Linked DNA regions of Homo sapiens: region 2 is linked to region 1. A link is an interaction called in ENCODE POLR2A ChIA-PET data of the cell type or tissue named here. Cell type or tissue: IMR-90. All regions are shown on one strand. Links, peaks and the distances in the headings refer to the core of each region. The heading gives the core; the rest is flanking DNA.

Evidence for each region. Peaks named below come from ENCODE experiments on the same cell type or tissue, not always from the same donor. Only the 100,000 strongest peaks of a DNase experiment are listed, where the experiment ranks them.
Region 2: POLR2A ChIA-PET joins it to region 1 with 6 read pairs; 2 of 35 experiments call an interaction of 5 or more read pairs at or near these places.

What each region holds. Positions count from the first base shown.
Region 1 is chr7:17,667,318-17,677,643 of GRCh38, forward strand. No RefSeq gene overlaps it. Among named protein-coding and RNA genes, the nearest start is that of LINC02889, 110 kb to the left of the region's middle. In IMR-90, for the core only: no CTCF peak of the experiment used is centred there; no DNase peak of the experiment used is centred there.
Region 2 is chr7:17,580,418-17,590,743 of GRCh38, forward strand. No RefSeq gene overlaps it. Among named protein-coding and RNA genes, the nearest start is that of LINC02889, 27 kb to the left of the region's middle. In IMR-90, for the core only: no CTCF peak of the experiment used is centred there; a DNase peak (open chromatin) is centred at 4,594.

The DNA.
Region 1 (10,326 bases), core at 1,261-9,260:
CTACTCAGGAGGTTGAGGCAGGAGAATTGCTTCAACTGGGACCTGGGAGGCAAAGGTTGCAGTGAGCTGAAATCGCACCACTGCACTCCAGTCTGGTCTACAGAGCGAGACTCCATCTCAAATAAATAAATAAATAATTTTTAAAAAAAGAGATTTTAGCTGCATATTTCGCCAAGCTTGGTGTCCCAGACACCTGCGCTGGAGGTAGGGAGAGGGGCCACATGGAAGGATATTTGTCAAAAATTCGGATTCGTGGCTTCCACCACAGACATATTGAATCTTAAAATATGAGGAGAGGTCTCTGAATCTGCATTTGTACCAGCTGTCTAGTTGCCCCTCACACTAATGTAGCAGGGGGCGCCATTCCTCCATGAGGTTTCTATCATTTGGAGCATCAAGTCTCAAAAACTCAGTATTTATGGGAGTCAAACTGAAGTTCTTAGTAAAAATCCAGACTCTCTGAGCAAGAAGCCCCCCAGAAATTTGGATTCAGTAAGTCTGAAATCTGCACTGTAGCAAGCAGCTCACCACCTTTCCCACCCCGCTATCCTTCTGATGCAAGTGGCGCTAAGACCATATCTTGAGAAATACTAACATAAAATATAAAGCCCCAAATTATTAACTTTTAGTATTTTAGAACATCCATAATTAAACTTCAAACTTTTAAAATCCAACACATGTTTTTTGAAGAGATTCTATGTGCTAGGGTCAGGGAAAGGAAGATGAATTTGCCCTTTTCTAAAGGGAATCAGAGTTGAAGAAAGAGAAATAGCCAGGTAAGCAATAGCTGCCATACACTTTAATTGGGTGGTACATGTGCATGACCCCTTAAAGTGCTGATTAACATTGTTGATTGTATACCTTGAATCTACAACATATATAGTAAAACAACTCATAGTTCTTACAATAAGAGCAGTCACCATGTATTGAGCTCCTGGTGTGTGCTAACTGCTGAGACAGAGATATTTTTCAAACAATAACTACCCAATCCAACAAACCTGCATAGTTTTCAGATCCTCTTTTTACATATTAAGAAACTGGCTCAAAGGACTTCAGTAATATCTCAGTGCAAGATTTCAAAGTGAGTAAAAAGCTGGGGTGGATTGCAAACCTAGGTCTGTTCTACCCTAAAAACTGTCTTCCTTCTTGAGTTCATGTCCTTTGCAGGGCCATGGATGAAGCTGGAAACCATCATTCTCAGCAAACTATCACAAGGACAGAAGACCAAACACCGCATGTTCTCACTCTGAGGTGGGAATTGAACAATCAGAACACTTGCACACAGGGTGGGGAACATCACACACGGGGGCCTGTTGGGGAGTAGGGGACTGGGGCAGTGATAGCATTAGGAGAAATACCTAATGTAAATGACAAGTTGATGGGTGCAGCAAACCATGGCACACATATAACTATGTAACAAACCTGCACGTTGCGCACATGCACCCTAGAACTTAAACTATAATAATAAAAAAAAAAAATGTCTTCCTTGTAAGAGAAGCTGCCTCCTTAAATTTACACATTTTGGAAGTTTATAATGTATTTTAAATTACAGTATTCTAATTAATTTTCACGGCAATGGTAACAATTATTTTTTATTCCTATCTTGCTGATAAGAAAACTGATTTCTGAGAAGTCAAGGAACATGCCCATGAAACATGAAAAATCAAACTTGAAACCAAGACTCTATGAAAACTGATGATATCTTCATAACACTATATATATTGATCAGTTTAAGTTATGCTTGATGGAAAACAACAAACAAAAAAATAACCCCACAATCTCAGTGTTGATGACAACAAAGGTATATTTCTTGTTCATATTAATGTCTGTTGCAGACGGGTTTCAGTTGAACTTCATATCTTTGGCATTCCAGGGTAGTTCTTTTTCTGGGAAGTGAGTCTGCCCTTGCAGCAAAGGAAAAAGCAATGATGGAACCATGCAATAGCTCTGAACGCTTCCATTTGGGAGTGACGTATGTCACTTCTTTTACTTTTAAATAGACAAAGCAAGTCACATGGCCAGGCTGCTATTCAGAAGCTACTGAGAAATGACACTGCTTTCCTGAGCGAACAGATTTGACATACCTCTGCACTTCTACCACTGAAATCTTGTCTGAGCTGGGAGGCAGCATCATTCTCTGACATCAGCAGGAACACCAACTATAACGTTTCATGGCATTCTGACACAAGAAATCAAAGACACAGGGGAAGAGAGGTAGAGAAACATTTCTTTGGAGCCTCAAGAGTGATAATCACAAGAGAATATGTTCAGATTTGGGGGTTGCCCTCTGCCTGAGACAGAGGTACTCATAGGCTCTTTGATAACTATGTTTGTGTATGTATTTGTGAGACCCAACAAAACCTTGGTAACAATTATTGCATAAATCAGCACCTTTCCAATTCTAAAATGTGAAGTCAGTTGTGAAGTATGTTGTGAGTAATTCATTACTAATAATAATGTTACTACTACTAATAACACTACTAATAACTAAAGTTTTTAAATAATTGACATTTGTAAACAAATGAGGATAAATTTAAGGACAACCTTTACATTCTAGCCTGCTTATTTCCTTACTCACATGCTAATGTTTTCTTAAATAGGAGAGAAAGTGTTGGGGCTATAGCTACTTTCTAAAGAATTGTGTTTAACCAACCATTATTACACCCCTGAGTGTGTGTCACAAACGTGAACTTCAATTTACATGTGTGTTGTGGCCAAAAACAGGTTGAAAACTACTTATCTAAACCACAATCCCATTTATCACTTCTATATCATAGCAAGTAGCTCCATGTCTGTTCTCACTAGCCAGACAGTAAGCATCCCAAGAACAAGAACCATATTTCCCCGTTTCCTTGTATTGATCACAGTTGAATCTGATACTACTAGAAGGAATCATTATTGGCAGAGGTAGGGAATCTGTTTATTCCTCTTAAGGGCCACTGACCCATGGAGGAGGAAAATCTAATGATAAGCATATAGCAATATAACTTTTTATTGAAACATGGTGTCTTAGTCCATTTAGTGTTAGTATAAAGAAATAATTGAGGGTGGGTAATTTATAAGGAAAAGGGGTTTGTTTGGCTCACCCTTCTGCAGGCTGTGCTAGATGCCTGGTACCAGCATCTGCTTCTGATGATGGCCTATGGCTGCTTCCACTCACAGCAGAAGGTGAAGCAGGGTCAGTGTGTGTAGAGACACATGGCGAGAGAGGTAGCAAGAGAGACAGGGGTGGTGCCAGGCTCTTTTTAACAACCAGCTCCCATGAGATTGAGGTCAGTGAGAACTCTATTCCCACAAGGACTGCACTAAACCATTCATGAGGGCTCTGCCTCCATGACCCAAGCACCTCCTATTAGTCCCCACCTCCAACATTGGGGATAAGTTTCATCATGGGATTTGGGAGGACAGACATCCAAACTACAGCACATGGAGAAAAAAAGAGCATTTTATCTACAAATTTTTTAAGTTATCAACAGAGCTAAATGATACGATGAGAATTTTCCCTTCATCTCATCGAGATCAACCAACAAAATATTTTTGAATAATTATGGTAGAGATTACAGACTGCCAAAAAAAAAAAAAGAACTAGCATTAGTGCACTTGTCCAAGCCAGAAAAAATTAAGTTGTGGACAGTATCTAATGATTAGCTTTTTCTCACACCTTGATCTGAACCGGGGAATGGGCAGTGAGTACCCCAACAGTTATATTTGCAATCAGAGATTCTGAAGAGTCAAGCAACAAAAGACTCCCACCCTGCCAAGTACAGGCCCAGAGCTGAGACTTCAAAAATGGAAAAGAGGAATTATTTGTTCAATGACCAGAATACATTTCACTTACCTTAATTTCAACTCAAGTCTTTTTGGGCTATCCAGATACAAAAAGTCAACTGATACAGAAAAAGGGAAAGCATACATTGGATATCCCGTTCCCAACTTAAAACATTAAACTGTAAGAAATCTGAGTTGACATTTATGATGATAGCTGCTCCTGAGCAAGCAAGGAAATAGAAAGGCTTTTATTTTCTTTAAAAAGGCAGACAAGCTTCTGAGGCCCTCCCCAAAACAGAAACTTGATGTGTATTTTTTCCCTTTGAAGTCAATAGGAATTAAATCTTGGAGATACACAAGGCAGAGAAATGCCAGTATTCTGAACATTCAGTAACAACCAAGCTGCAGACGGCTTTGCCTGATAACGTAAAGAAACCAAATAATTCAAATATAGACCCATTTCCCCATGACATGGTCTTCTATTTTATTTTTAATTTTATTATATGCTAGGCAGATTGACTGCAAGAAAGGCGTGAGTCAAATACAACAACAACTTTCTTTTAAAAAATGATAGCTCAAATGTTGAATCCTTCCTAAAGGCTTTACCAATGGTAGCACATCTAGCAAATGAAAATATATGTACAATTGAAAAAGATTTACAATGGCTGGGGGAGGGGATGCTATTTAATTCTTTCAAGGAAGCCATTTTTACATAGATCTTTTCAAGTATGGTTAAGGCCCAAAATTTATGATAGACTTCCACTTGAAAGAAGGGAAAAACACTGGGTGCCTTATTAGATGCCTACGTTGAATGAAGTACCTATTTATTTGAATAAGGAAATGGCCCCTCTCTTCTCCATTAGTTTATATCTTCCTATTTCCCCTCTCTGTTTGGCTGAAGCTGAAGCTAAGCCCTGATTTACACCAGTTCTTAAAAAAAAAAATCCTGTGACCCTTTCCACAAATCCTAACTAGAAGTGATGGCTTAGCCTGCATAGAATGGCTCCAGCTAATAAACTCCTCTCTCCAGCCAGATTCCTCACTGTGACGTTGAACTCATATCTCCCACACAAGGTTGAGGATGTGTGGGAGAGACACAGGCAGTGAAACAGCTAAAGTCAGAACCACAGTGTAGAGTAAGAAGTCTTTGGGTCTAACCAAAGCACTGAGCTTCTCAAAGACTTCTTATTCTTTTATTTATTTATTTATTTTTCGCAATGCCACCTTGGCATGCAAAACATTAAACTGTAAGAAACCTTGGCATTGCAAAAAAAAAAAAAAGAATAAGAAGTCTTTGGGAAGCTCAGTGCTTTGGAGGTGAAGATCACAGCTGTCATACGGGCCTTTACAGTGACAGGTACTTTACATACACGAGGCTGTATAATCCTGTCAGCTCACCTAGGAGGCCTCTGTTTTAGGGTTGAAGAAACTGAGGCCTAGAGAGTTTGAATAAGTTGCCCATATTAGCATTTTTAAAGCTAGATCTGTTTAAATTCAAATTCCCCGTTTTAACCACTCATTTTGCCCAAGGTGCTATTAGAAGGTTATCTCTGAAAGAATAAATAAGACATTGATAATAGCAGTTCCTTGAGGATGGGGGTGGAGGGATACAAGAACCAGAAATCTAAGGAGACGGAAAAGGAGACATATTTTTCACTGTACACCCCTTTGTACATTTTTATTTTTTTACCTTGCATTGTTGATCTTCATTATTCATGGATTTCCTGTTTGCAGATTTGTCTACCAGCTATAATTTATGTGTAACCCCAAAATCAATACTAGCATGCCTTCACCGTCATTCACAGACATTCATACATTGGCAGAAATTTTGGATTGCCCCAACAAGCACATTCCCAGCTGAGGTGGAACCCGGAAAAGCTCTGCCTTCGGCTTCAGTTCTCATACAGAGATGAGTCGAGGGTGGTGACAGCAAGGAACTGATCTGGGCAGTGCTGGAAACTCCAGCTCTGGGCTGGTTGGATGGGGTTGAGTCCCAGTCTGGCACCTATTAGTGGGGTGGCCTCAGACAAGTCACTTAACACTTCTGATGCTTGTTTTCTCTTTTGAAAAAGTAAAGAAAATAGAATCTACTAGCATGAATTGGGTTCGGGATTTATATTATAATCTATGTATATATGTGTACATATTTCCCTGGGAGAAATAGTTCTGTATTCACTAATTCAGTGTTCACAGCAACTCTGTAGAGCATAACTACCATGGATAATGAGAATCGACTTCATATGCATTTTTAATACTGTGTCTGAGGGAGTACGTATATGTGTGTATTATATATGTGATTTTTATGATTATGTGAGCACAATGGTTGGGGGGGCTTTTAAAAAAGGGGGTATATATCCTTAAGTGTTAAGGATGAAGTCAAGAACATAGTCTAGGTTGTCAACCCTAAATTTGAGACAAAGAGCTCATATGGACTAAGGAAGACAGGAAAAGGTGCCAGTTGACCATGTGGACAAGGCACGTTAATAGATCTAAACACATTAATAGAAGTAATCTCATCCTTTAGATAGTCTAGGAATTAATACTCAGTGAGGATTCAGAGATAGTTCTGAGATTGGAAGTGAACTATAGAGGCCCTGAAGGGCAAAACATAAATACTCTTAGCCAAGGTATCTTTCAAGCGAAAGTATGCTTGCAGCTGCTGAACCATGAGTCTATCCAAGAAGGAGGACAAGCAATGGCAGAAGAGCTCCAGGTGTCATCAAGTGGGAAGCTGTGGAGGTGCTGCAGCAGCAGATATTGGGAGCCCAGCTGCGGGAAAGCTGGGGGCTCAGGAAGCTAAGACGAGGCCAATGGGTCATGCTAGAGTCCATAGCTGAAATCAAGTGCTGAATGGGTCCCATGACCCAAAAAAGGTTAAGAATTTTACCTAAAAAAATGTATAAAATATTTGATTTTTTTTATAATTCCATCACCACTCTTAGCAGTTTTCTTTTTAAGGCAATGTTTTGAAAAGAAACAGAAAATCCTTGCAAACGTCCAACTGCAAGGAATATGTGGCCCCAGCAGCTGTGCTCTAAGATCCATTGCCATGTTTGTGCCGAGGTTGGGCTTCCCATTGGCTGCTTTGCATGGGGCAGGGATGCGGAGGCAGGCTCTTTATTGGGGGACAGAAGACTGTGCTGACCATGACTCTGGCTTGAGGACCCATGGCCTTTCCGAACCTTCCTTAGACTGCACAGTGGCCTAGGGCACTTTCACACAACCCTCCCTCCCTCTTTCCTTGTCTATGTTGCAACTGCATCCCAGTCCCGTGGCCTCACCCTGCTCACTCTCCATTTCCTCTCACAAGGCTGTTCCCCTAATAAAATCCTTACATGTTTATTCATGTCTTTTCATCTGCTTCTCAGATGACCTGCACTAACAAAAGAACCAAACTTCGAATGCTTCATAAAAGTTGCCGAGCTGTGAACAACAATTAAAAAAAAAAAAAAAAACAGAGAACTTGGAAACCACACTGTGTGCTCTGCCGTCACTTGTTCACTGCCCCTCCGTTTCCAAACTCAAAGCCACAGGATGTAGATTCAAGGCTTCTAAATCAAGATTATAGGTTACTGTACATCTCAGACTGTATACTTAATTTGAAACCTTTAACAATCTCATGTAAGTGAATTTGAAATCTCCTCATGTTATGAGATCCATTCCACTGAGCATCTAAAGTACTCTGGGCATCTAAAACCACATTGTAGTCTAGAGAGGCCAGGGCCCTCATGCCTCCAGGCCATTCTACGTGCCTTTCCTGGATGCCCTTCCCTGCCATTTCTTCCTAGTGAATTTCTACTTGTTCTTCAAAACAAAGCTCAAAGTTCACCTTATCTAGGAGACCCTCTCTCATTCCCCCAGCTAAATTACCTTCTTGTCTCCTGTGCTTCTTTAGGGATTTGTACCTAACTTTACTGAAATACCTATCAAGTAGAGTTTTTTTTCAGGTGCCGGTAATTTAATAAGTAACTAGAAGTGCCTGAAGCAAGAGGAGATTATTATCACTACTACCTCACAGAACAAGAATTCTGGAGAAAGTTGGTAGCACGGTTAGTTCAGTTCTACATTGTTATCAAGGACGATCTCCTTTCTATCTGTCCATCAACCATCCCCAACGAGTTAGAAAATTGCTCCTCAAGCTCCAACCACCATCACCTCAAAACCACTCTCAAAAGCAGGAAGAGAAGGAGCGATATCCTACCCACTTGTCTCCATTTTTGATTAGTGGAAAGGATTTCCTTTCCAGGTATGCTTTTCCAGAAGAGTCTAACTTTTGTCTCACTGGCCAGGAAGAAGGCCACATGGCCATTCCAGCCAATCATGGTAAAGGGGAACAGGATTACCTAAGTGGCTTTAACCAATCATAATGCATCCCTGAATAATGAGGCCTACCTTCTTTGGGCATCTTGCTGCTTTATTTATTTATTTATTTTTAAATCAGGGCCCAGTTAGCCAGGAAGACAGAAAGAGTGACTGTTGAACAGAGAACCAATGGTGTCTGCCTCATCCCTGACTTGGAATTGCCAGGTTACTGCCTCTCTTTGCCACCACAGCTCTACAGTTCTTGGAGGGCAGGAGCCTTGTCTTATTCATCTTTACATCATCCATAACTGGCCCGTAGTAGCATTCAGTATGAGTTTTAACATTTGAAACATTCATTTGTCTGAATACAAACAAATACAGTAAACATGGAAAACTACTAAAATGCTTAAAAATATGCTTACAAAATAAAACATTAGATAGATTCTGCAACGCCTCCCATGAAAGATTAATAGGAATGCTATCTTGATTGTAGACAGTATGAGAGTCGGTTGAAGAGGATAATTAACCAAGGTGAAATAACAACAAAAACATTCTGACTCAATAGCCTATAGTCAAAATCCCATACCCACTGGCTTTCTGATGTGTGCTTCAAATACAGTGTTAGTGCCTCACTATTTAAATAGTGACCATGGAATACATGGTGCACCAAAGAGATGCTTACACTAGTGAAAACGAACACTAATGAAATTTTACTGGAGGCCACAGACAACCACAATTATTGATTTTACATGAGATCTACTACTTATTAAAGCCTTTTGCAATTCTTGGACTTCAGAGGTTATCAAGAAACAGACTAAATCTCTCTGAATTGGGTCCTTTCAACAATTCTGATTACACTCACCTGATATTTCATTTTAAATTTCATGTTTATAAACACATTCCCCTCTCATTCTAAGACCAGAGGTCAGACATTAATTGCTCTCCAAGGATGGCTTTGCCCAATTTGGGAACGGGCCAGATTGTTGTGTTAGAAATTTTCCTCAGTCAACAACCTTTTTGAAAAGACCAATTCATAGAAGGCGTGGATACATTTAGAGAAAAACAGCTCTCTAAAGGATGTAAGAAGGGTATAAAAATCACTATAAACTCAACTATGTGTGTAAGAACATTTGCAACTGTACATTTTCCGTAAAATAATTTAATTTTATTATAAGCTCCCATTGGGCCATGCAGGTAGAAAATTTAACTCAGTCATTAAGGTTCCCTGTCCACCAATACCAACATGGGTCTGTGGCGTGCTTCCAAGATTCTATGCAGGTCCAAGATATCTTGAGGGTAGAAGAGGCCCTCTGGTTACACATCATCTATCCACACATTTTCTCACGTCTACAGATTGCTGTGAGGCCATTTTTCCACTGATGTGGGAAATTATTTTCTCATCTCTACCCCTTTCTCCCAGCCTAGAGAAATCTTTCTTTCCTTGGGAAGTAACTATTGTAGTTAAACATAAAGGATAACTCTAAAGAAATAAGGTTGCTTTCTGTATAATTCACACATCATTCTACACATTTAAAAAAAAAATTTACCAGAACATGAAATTGTTTCTAATGCTATAAAAAGGGAACAAGGCATCGAGGTTATGAACACGAACTGTGAGCCAGTCTGCCTGGGTTTGATATATGACCTTGGGAAATTTATTTTACCTCACTTTCTTCATCTGTAAAATAGAGACAATGCAACTATTTCAAAGGAGCTGTCACGAGGTTTATATGAGATAAACATATAAAGTATTCAAAACAGTACTTAGCATTTAATAAGTATTGTAACTATTGCCATTTTTATTTCTATAATAATATTGAAAATTAAAATATAAAAATGTATACAGGCTGAGCATCCCTAGTCCAAAACTCCAAAATGCTCACAAATCCAAAACTTTCTAAGTACCAACATGACAACATAAGTGGAAAAATTTACACCAAACCTCATGTGATGGGTCTCAGTCAAAATGCAGGCAAAACTTTGCACAAAATTATTTAAAATATTGTACAAAATTACACTCAGGCTATGTATATAAAGTGTTTATGAAACATAAATGAGTTTTGTGTTTAGATTTGGACTCCATCCCCAAGACGTCTCATTATGTACATGCAAATATTTCAACATCCAAAAACTTTTGAAATCCAAAACACTCTGTTCCCAAGCATTTCAGATAAAGAATACTAAGTCTGTATTTTACATTTTTTTGTACATTCAGTAAAGGACCTATTATGAATCATATGCTGAGGCTTCCATGAT
Region 2 (10,326 bases), core at 1,428-9,427, 87 kb before region 1:
CTGAGTAACTCCAAGCTTAATAGCCCAGTCTTATTTAAGGCCTGCAAGAAAACAAGGGAGATATCTATTATCTTGGACACCAAATATATCTTCTCTTTCCCAAAAGGAAAACAATATCTCAATTATCCAAGGCTTTTTTGCTATACAAACTCCTTTGAAAAGATAGTCTAGAACAATAGTTGTCAATGTCCCTGCTCACAATATGTGCAGAAATATGAGAGATCCATAAAGAGTTATCTCCAAACAGTAAAGAACAGGTGTGCAGAGAATATAAAGAACTCTCTAAACTCAATAACAAGACTAACAAGCCACAATTTTAACAAAATAGTTGAATAGACACACTTCAAAAAAAGATGCTGATGGAAAACAGCATATGAAAAAGTATTCAATGTCATTATTGTTAAATATAAATTAAAACTCCAATGCAATGTCCCAACACACCCTCTAGAATGACTAAAATTTAAAAAGATTGATAACAAGTGCTGTGGAGCAACTGGAAATCTCCAACACTGCTGGTGGGAATGCAAAGTGGTACAGACACTTTGGAGAACAGTTTGGCATTTTCTTATAAAGTCAGACTCATCCTTACCATCTAACCCAGAAATTCCACTCATAAGTATTTACCCAAGATAAATGAAAACATATGTCCACACAAACATTTGTATGTTAGTGCTCATAGCAACTTTATTCATAATCGACAGAACCTGGATGTTGGAAATTAATTCTCCATGTGTTTCCTGTGTTTCTACATGTCTTGCTAGTAGAGGCACTGATTGCCTTTGTTTCATACTATCTCTTTAAGCATGTGTACAGAGCAATTTCTCTTTTAAAAAGGCAAGTTAAATTAAAAATATATGTAAAACATAAGCATTCAGGAAAATGTTATCAGAATTCAAGAGACCTGCCAGGCAATTTAACTCAGAGTTCTAGAGTCATCTTCACAACGATGAATTGCTGAAGGAAAAATAATCAGCAATCTCTTGCTTCTGTGCAGGTAGATGATTCTTCACAACCAGAAACTGAATGCTCACACCTAAGACTGGAACTATTTGCAGACTCAACATTGGGAAATAATCTTCACATGGAACTTTCCCCCTGCTTCCACAAGGATCTGCAAATAATTACAGCAGCACAGAAATGTCTATGCTTTTTTTCAGAATTGAGAAAGCTTTTTACCATCTCCATTTATTCTCCCTTGTGATAGAACTCTATTGATCATTAAAAATTAACAAGCCACCCAGTAACTTCATCCTGGTGTCTGACTTAAAACAAAAAGTTTCTTGCATGATTGAAACGGACATCTCTTGGGCATTTTGAAAAAACTGGATTGAAATTACAAAACTAATCTGGTAACACCATATTTTAGTTAGATATATAAACATAACACAGAAATTTACACAACATCCTGCCCCAAGCACAAATATAATTCATTTTCTAATTCTGAAGAAAAATGAGATGAGTATGTAAAAATCATTCTTTACCTGAAATTATTGAAATATATATGATGTACATATATGTGTGTACATATAATACTAGGATTTTATTATGCTAGGTAAGTTAAATAAGGTACTGCAAATTATTTGAAGAACTATTTGATAAAAACTACATACTGTAGAATCTGAAAGAAAATAACTGCATAATTTGAAGTACCTAGTTGTAAAAGCAGAAACACCACAATCAACAGAAAAGGAGTATCTTAATTACCAAGGAGAAAGTCACTAATTGTTAATTTTTAAGGTAAAAGATTAAGGTGAAGATCAGCAGTTCCAAGGGGTTGGGGAATGGAAAAATAGGTGGAGGACCAAGGATTTGAGAGTAGTGACAATACTCTGTATGATACTCGAATGGTGGATACATGTCATTATACATTTTGTCAAACCCATAGAATATGCAATAGCAAGAGTGAGGGAAAACTGGCTAGCCATATGCAGAAAACTGAAACTGGACGCCTTCCTTATACCTTACACAAAAAATTAACTCAAGATGGATTAGAGACTTAAATGTAAAACCCAAAACCATAAAACCCTAGAAGAAAACCTAGGCAATACCATTCAGGACATAGGCACAGGCAGATTAAAACGCCAAAAGCAATTCCAACAAAAGCCAAAATTGACAAATAGGATATAATTAAACTAAAGAGTTTCTTCACAGCAAAAGAAACTATCATCAGAGTGAACAGGCAACCTACAGAATAAGAGAAAATTTTTGCAATCTGTCCATTTGATAAAGTTCTAATATCCAGAATTTACAAGAAAAAAAAAATGACCCCATCAAAAAGTGAGCAAAGGATATGAACAGACACTTCTCAAAAGAAGACATTTATGTGGCCAACAAACATATGAAATAAAGCTCAACATCACTGATCATCAGAGAAATGCAAATCAAAACCACAATGAGATACCATCTCACATCAGTCAGAATGGTGATGATTAAAAGTCAGGAAACAATAGTTGCTAGCAAAGCTGTGGAGAAATAGGAATGCTTTTACACTGTTGGTGGGAATGTAAATTAGTTCAACCATTGTGGAAGATATTACAGCAATTCCACAAGGATCTAGAGCCAGAAATACCATTTGACCCAGCAATCCCTGTACTGGGTATATACCCAAAGGAATATAAATCATTCTACTATAAAGACACGTGTACACGTATGTTTACTGCAGCACTATTTACAATAGCAAAGACATGGAACCAACCTAAATGCTCATCAATGATAGACTGGATAAATAAAATGTGGTACATATACACCATGGAATACTTTGCATACATAAAAAGGAATGAGATTATGTCCTTTGCAGGGACATGGATGAAGCTGGAAGCCATCATCCTCAGCAAACTAACACAGGAACAGAAAACCAAACACTGCACGTTCTCACATAAGCAGGAGTTGAACAATAAGAACACATGGACACACAGAAGGGAACAACACACATCAGGGCCTGTTGGGGGGTTGGGGGAGCAGAGGGAACTTAGAGGATGGGTCAATAGAAGCAGCAAAACACCATGGCACATGTATACCTATGTAACAAACCTGCATGTTCTGCACATGTATCCCTTTTTTTTAGAAGAAATAAAAAGATTTTTAAAAAATAGCAAGAGTGAACCCTCATGTAAACTATGGACTGTGGATAATGATGTGTCAATGTAGGTTCATCAGTTGAAACAAGAGTACCATTCCTGGTTCGAAACATGTCAGCAGGTGTGGGGTATACATGTGTGAGGTGGAGGTTCACAGGCATCTCTATACCTTCCTCTCAATTTGGCTGTGAACCTAAAACTTTTATTTTAAAAAATTAACTTTTTTTTAAGTTGGAAAATAAGAATTGTTCTTCTCTTCAAAGTCTTTTATTTAAAGACCACGTATTATGATATAGTATACCATACCATGCAGGCATGAGCTCTACAGTCTAATGTGAAGGCCAAAGATAAGTACACAAATAACTATAGTTCTGAATATAATCCCCAAAATTCTGCAGGAGAGGTTGATACAAGGTAGTAGTCATTTCCGACAAGAGAAATCAAGGAAGGTGTAATGAAGGAGGTATTTGAGCTAGTCATTGAAGGATAGCTCAGCTCTCTGCAATGCTGCTGGACACAAAGGGCATTCCAGGTAAGAAAAAAAAAAAAAGGCAGTAGGAACCAAGACATGGTGGGAAGACATCATGAGTTTGTAATTAGATTGCAAAGGACATTGGTGACTTTTCCTCACTGGTGTCCAATTCTCTAATTTCATAGCATATAATGGACTGTTTCTGACACTCTTAAGAACAAGTCTTCCTGAATAGCTAATCCTTATTTAATAATTATTACTGTGATATCTTTAAAACAAATCAAAGTTGTTATATCATTAATCCCAGTGGTGAAGGTACGTTGTTATATGTAGTTCCAAAGCTGTTTGAGTGTTATTTATCTATAAATAAACAAAATTAACTAGGTAAATGAAAAATGTCTAATCTGTATAGGTATTGGAGGGAGGGAATATGGAGGTTATTAGGTATTTTAAAGAGGTATTTTAATGATGAGTATATTGAAGTACATAAAGATTTAATGAAATGCTCAAATTTAATTATTTTTCATTTAATAACTGCTTACATGGAATATTTTAGAACATTAACTCATTTGATTTTCATAACAATCTTGATATGGTGCTACTGTGATCCTCATTTTACAGATGAGGAAACTGAGACACAAAGCAATTAAGAGACTCCCCTTGTCAGCACTAAAGCCAGGATTGGTTCCCAGGCAGGTGGAGGTAGATTCCATACACCAGGTTACCAATCACTGCTCTAGTTGCCTCTCCAAACCAGTTAGTGGCAGAGTGAAACCCAGAACACAAGGACCCCGAGTCCAAATCTTTTTTTTTCACTCTAAAATATCTGTTACTACACATCCAACACAAGTTTTCATGATCCCAGTCACTAAGGCTCTTTGCTACCTCTTTATCAAAATGCTTTCTTTTCTCCTCAAATTTTAGATATGGTTGTGTTTCTTATTTTTACAGATGGAATTTCTCTCCCTCAGCTACACTCAATTTACATCTCCCTACAACCAAGCCATGACTAGTTAAACCACAACAAACAAGCCTCAGCATTATGCATTCCTTCAACAAAAAGGGAGAGAGAGAGAAAACTAACCACACGTATTGTCTGTCCATATTTGTCCTGGAAATGAAGGAATAGAAAGCAAGCTGTTGCACTGGTTCATACAACTCATTTGTAGCACAAATACTTGGTGGTGGTGAATTTTATGGTAACCTCCCTTTTAGAGGCCATAGCTGAGGAAAGCAAAAGGCCCTCTTTTCACTTCATTGTCTATACTCAAGCATGTCATTTCATCCTTGTGGAACAGGATATTGAAGGGAATTTTTCCCTGAATGACTGGCTAGGATCCATGACTGGAAACGACAGGACAGAAGTATCCTAACGTTTTAGAACGTTTTAGAATGTCAATAGCTGCAGATAGCACCCAACATCTGCCAGGATTAAGAGATGGCAAAATCAGGCTTCTACTTGTGCCTAGATGCCTCCTATAGAGATATCTGATTGGTCTGGTGCCACTCTTGGCAATAAGATGTTTTTTAAAGCTCCCCAGGTAATTCTAATTGCAGGCAAGGTTGGAATGACTGCTATACAAGAGAAGGGAGCAGTGCAGACAATAAGATGGTCATCTTCTTCTCAAGCAGTGAGAAGATTACCACTTCCAAGTAAGATGTATCTTTCTTCTCTGAATAGCCTGGAGAGTGGGAATGTGGTTGGAAAGAAGTCCAAGAGGGCTTTCCTGTAAGAAAGGATGCTGTTTAGGGGTATGCTTAGACTCCGCCTGTGTGGGAAGAGAATGAGAACAACATTATGGTACACAGAAGAGAGTGACATGGAATAGACAGCTATGCTGCAGCCGTCTTTCATCATAGGTTACCCAAGAAAGCTGTTTACCAGGTGCCAGCCAAAGTCTGGGTTGTGGCAGCAAAAATCTGTGGCTAGACTACTGGTGGTGGGGATTGTCTGGGCTATAAGGTATAAGGTTCCACTCCGAAAACCGGGCAGTGGACAGACTCCACTCTGTGCCCCAAAGGTGGACACTTGGATGCTGCCCCATAGAGGCATGGAAGGACAGCAGAGAAGCATCAACCACCAACAAAGAGATCTAAACCAGGGCCAGATGAAGACAGACACCTCCTCTACTCCCTCCTTCAATTCCAAGACACAGGAGGTATTTGCGCCTAAAAGATGAAGCAGAAAAATTTGGATTTCTTTGGATTAAATTGTGAGCTTGGAAATTGAAAACTGAGCTCAGTTATAGTAGTGATAATTAACCAGAAATGTAGAGAATCCACCAAAGATGCTGCCTAAAAGCAGAAAAGAAGTCTTCTAACCAACAAAATCAAGGCAGAATGGGGCAGATTTGTGGAAGCTTGCACATTTGTCCAGAGGCAGTTTATTTCTGTGGAAGAAAATGGATATGCTCAAAGGATATGACAGTTTGTGTGACTGACTGACTTTAACAGGAACAATGCGCCATTATACCATCCTTTGTGTAGAATGTAGGAACGCTACTGGTTGGATGCTCTGAACTTGGCTTCCTTACAACTTCTGTGTCTTCTGCCTTGGTTGACGGGGGTCAGAAGTCCAAGTCGATGGTGACTTGGCTGCAATGAGATATGAAACACACACCAAGCAGTTGCACTGACTATGTACAAATTATGTAACTCTTTGAATCTCAATTTTCTTATACAGAATATGGGAATAACATCTGCTCATGAGGTGGTTTTGAGGATTGCATTTTGCCTCACAAAAATGGCTGGCACGTGACCTACTCAATAAATGTTCATAAAAATCCATCTTGATATAACACTCTTCTAGCATAAAATTCTAGTTAATAACCCCCATTTAAATGAACATAAGTACCTAAAGGACTTTGGTGAAAGATTGTTTCATAGAAAGGGCATCCATGTGGCACAATAGACAGGACATCCACGGTCTTATCTTCCTCCAGATTAACGCTTGTGGTTTCCTGGAAAGTTTTTAAGCACAGTTCATACTAATAACAGCCATGCATCGGCTATTGGATCCTATTTAAAAGCTACTTCACTTGATGATTTTTAAGTATTCAGATTTAAAGTGTCTGGCCCTTTTAAGAAAACAGTAAAATAAAGAAACAGAGATTTTGAATGAGAGAATACTAACACTTATACTTCCAAAACTATTTTTCTTCTTAGGAGGTAATTCAGAGCTAGACGGCAGACAGAACAAATGCTCGGTAACCAGGCAGCAATCTATGGATCAGAGGAACACGAAGGTAAAAGTAATTAAGGCTAATTAAGGACACATTGCAACAGGAGAGGCTTACAGAAGAAAAAAAAATTATACCTTTCCTTTGAATAGAAGTTAGGAATAGCTGGAATGGGGCCTAGAAACATGAAAAAGTACCAAAATAGTCTCAAACATGGAAGAACACTAAAAACCTTCCTTTAGAATAAAAGGAAGCTAAATTCTTAAATACTCAGTTTTTGTTAGCTATTACTTACAAATACATCCTATGAACTACACTTAGGACTATCCATTTCTTTGACACTAAATTATAAGACAAAAGCAGCTCATCAATATACATATCATTTTCTTCATAAATAATTGTATGAAAAAGCAAAGTCAAATGCACCTTGCTTTCCATCTTGGATTCCAGTTTATCCTTACCAGAAGAAAACCTGTGAGTGCAGGGAAAAGGCAACCCTTATACACTGTTGATAGGAATGTAAATCAGTACAACACCTGTGGAAAACAGTATGCCAATTTCTCAAAGAACTAATAGAACTCCCATTTGACCCAGCAACCCCACTGCTGGCTATCTACTCAAAGGAAAAGAAATCATTCTATATTTTTAAAGACACCTGCACCCATATGTTTATTGCAGCACTATTCTTGATAGCAAAATCATGGAATCAGCCTAAGTGTCCATCAGTGGTGGATTGGATAAAGAAAATGTGGTATATAGGCAACATGGAAAACTATGCAGCCATGAAAAATCATGAAATCATGTCCTTTGCAGCAACATGGATAGAGCTGGAGGCCATTATCCTAAGTGAAATAGCTCAAACTGAAAATCAAATACTGCATGTTCTCACTTATAAGTGGGAACTAAACAATGGGTACACATGGACATAAAGATGAAAATAAGACACTGGGGACTCCAAAAGGCAGGGAAGGTGGGAAGGAGTGAGGGCTAAGAAAAATTACCTATTGGGTGCAACGTTCACTATTTGGGTGATGGGTACGCTAGAAGCCCAAATCTCACCATTATACAATGTATCTATGTAACAAACCTGCACATGTACCCCACTGAATCTAACATTTAAAAACATAACTTTTAAAAAAAGAAAATCTATTCTTGGGCACCAAGATATTCCAAACTCCAAACCAATGGCTTTTAACTGTAAATGTACATCAGAATCATCTGTGAGCTTTCAAGACACACACACATACACACACACACACACACACACACACACACACACCCCACACCCACTTTGTTCCCAATTCGAACCATCTGGATCAGAAACTCCTAGGGTAAGCATGGCCCAGGAATGTGTATTATATGTTAAGTCTCCAGAGATGCTAATATGTACCTCCCATCATAACCACAAGCCATCACCATTCCACTGGTGGCAGCTACCGAAATTGTAGATATTATCCCCCAAAGAAGAGTTAATCCAAATACTCCCTCTCATGATCAAGCTGAGAGCCTTCCACAGTTTTACTTTACAGTCTCTGATAAACTATCCCAGACAAGTATAACCTAAATTATTTTAAATAAAAGTCTGTTTGCATACCAAACATTTCCAAAAATAGGAAACAGGATTTGCCCAATAATGATTTATTGTATATTGATCAAGACTAGATTCTAATATCGAAGTCATTAGAGCCTCTTTCCCAATGCTCTGCATCATCTGTACTTTGGGCAGAATGAACCACAGCAGATGACAAAATCATCTCTTCCTTATAGGCCATTATCTCCTGCTGTGGGGATTGGTCAATGAATAACTAGCAATTGGGCACCTATTATAACAGAGCACTATCCAGGTGCTATACTTTCACTTAATCTGTGTTTTTAAGGAAGTTAAAATGCAATTTGACAGTCAACCCATCAGAAAATAGGCAACAGGAACAAAGGGCAAGATATAAGTTTGAAGTCAAAGTTATACAAAGGAGGGAAGCTGTTGGCTGAGCTTATCAGAGAATAATTTGTGGAGGACGTCTGAGCTTGGTCCTAGGAAATAGCAATAATGAGGTTAGTAGAAAAACTTTGAAAAGATCACTTGAACTCAATTTGTAGTTCAAGAAATATTCACTGGAGATCTGCTACATGATCAATCCTGGAGTAGTCAATATGGTAGAAGACAAAGATGATGGGCACCCAGTCCTGTTCCTGAAAGGCTCATACTAACTCACAGCAAAGTACAAGTATTTATCATCTACACAAACAGCTGTTGGAAAAACATGGCAGGCTTCGTGGAGGTGGTGGCTTTTTTAGCTAGGTCTTAATATAAAGGAATTTGACAAGAAGAATATGAAGAAAATGACTTTCTAAGACAATGAAGCAGGCTGTATCTGGGGAATTAATTTATTTAATTTTCTCCAAATTGTATTGTATATATTTGTATATCAAATGCGTTGTTTATATATTTACATAAAGAATATACATCCCTGAAAAGGAAAATATTCCTATTTTAATTATTCAGGCAGATAGATGACCAATGCCTCATAGGCAAATTGGCCACGTGTTCACAACAGCTGTTTGCACCTATGTTCCTCCAATGAGGGAAGAAAACATTGAAAAAACAGGATCGTTGACTTGCCTTCATTCTATGTCTCAACACATGCAATTCTGACTTAGAATTCTGTGTTTATCCAATTGTACCACAAAGCTTGCATTTATGGAAATATAAGACAAAAATAAATAAAGGCACTGGGAAGTGTTTGGGAAACATGACACATGTTAGCTTATAACTCGAGTACATGGCAGAGGCAGAATTCATTTCAATATCAAGTCTGTCGTCACCATTGAGAAAGAAAGGTTTGATAGACTACACGAATCCCAGTGTTTATTTGTATTGAACGGTGTCCCCATCTTTCAAGGCATTTTAAAAATGTATTTATATCCTTTTATGTTCTGAAAAATTCCTTGTTACTCCCATTATATAGATAAGAAAGTAAATGCAAGAAAAGCCCATTATCTCACAACTAAATTGGTACCCAGCTTCAATTTCTAGTTAACTACTAATAAAGTGAAGCTTTATTGGCTCTTCATTTAACACTGTGATGTTCTGCCCTTGTCTCTCTGCCAGATCCACGTCTCCACCTTTGAAACAACTGCCTTTGATACCATGCCTAACATATTCTAAGGTTAAAAGGCAGCTTAGAGTGCATTTTAGAAATACTCAGAGGGTTTGATGGATGTTAAAATGCTCTCATAAAATAACATCTTGATATGAGTTAATTGTGAATTAATGAAAAACATGTGAATCCTAATACATTCAAATAACTCATTGGTTCAAAAAAACAAGGCAGGTCTGCTTAGTGGAAAACATGCTGCCAACTCCCAGATATTTAAGCAAAAAATCATGACAGTCTAAATCCAACACATGCTGGATAGGTCTATCTCTGTGCGTAAATTTAAAGAAGGCATTTTTGTGAGTGCTAAACAACCAGTCTCCTGAAAATCAGCCAAGCATTTGGAGATTATATTCTACTGCCCCATTAATACTGTAAAGAAGTCTATGGAATGGCAACGTTCTCTGAAAAGGGTACCTGAATCACCTGGGAAGCAGACTCCC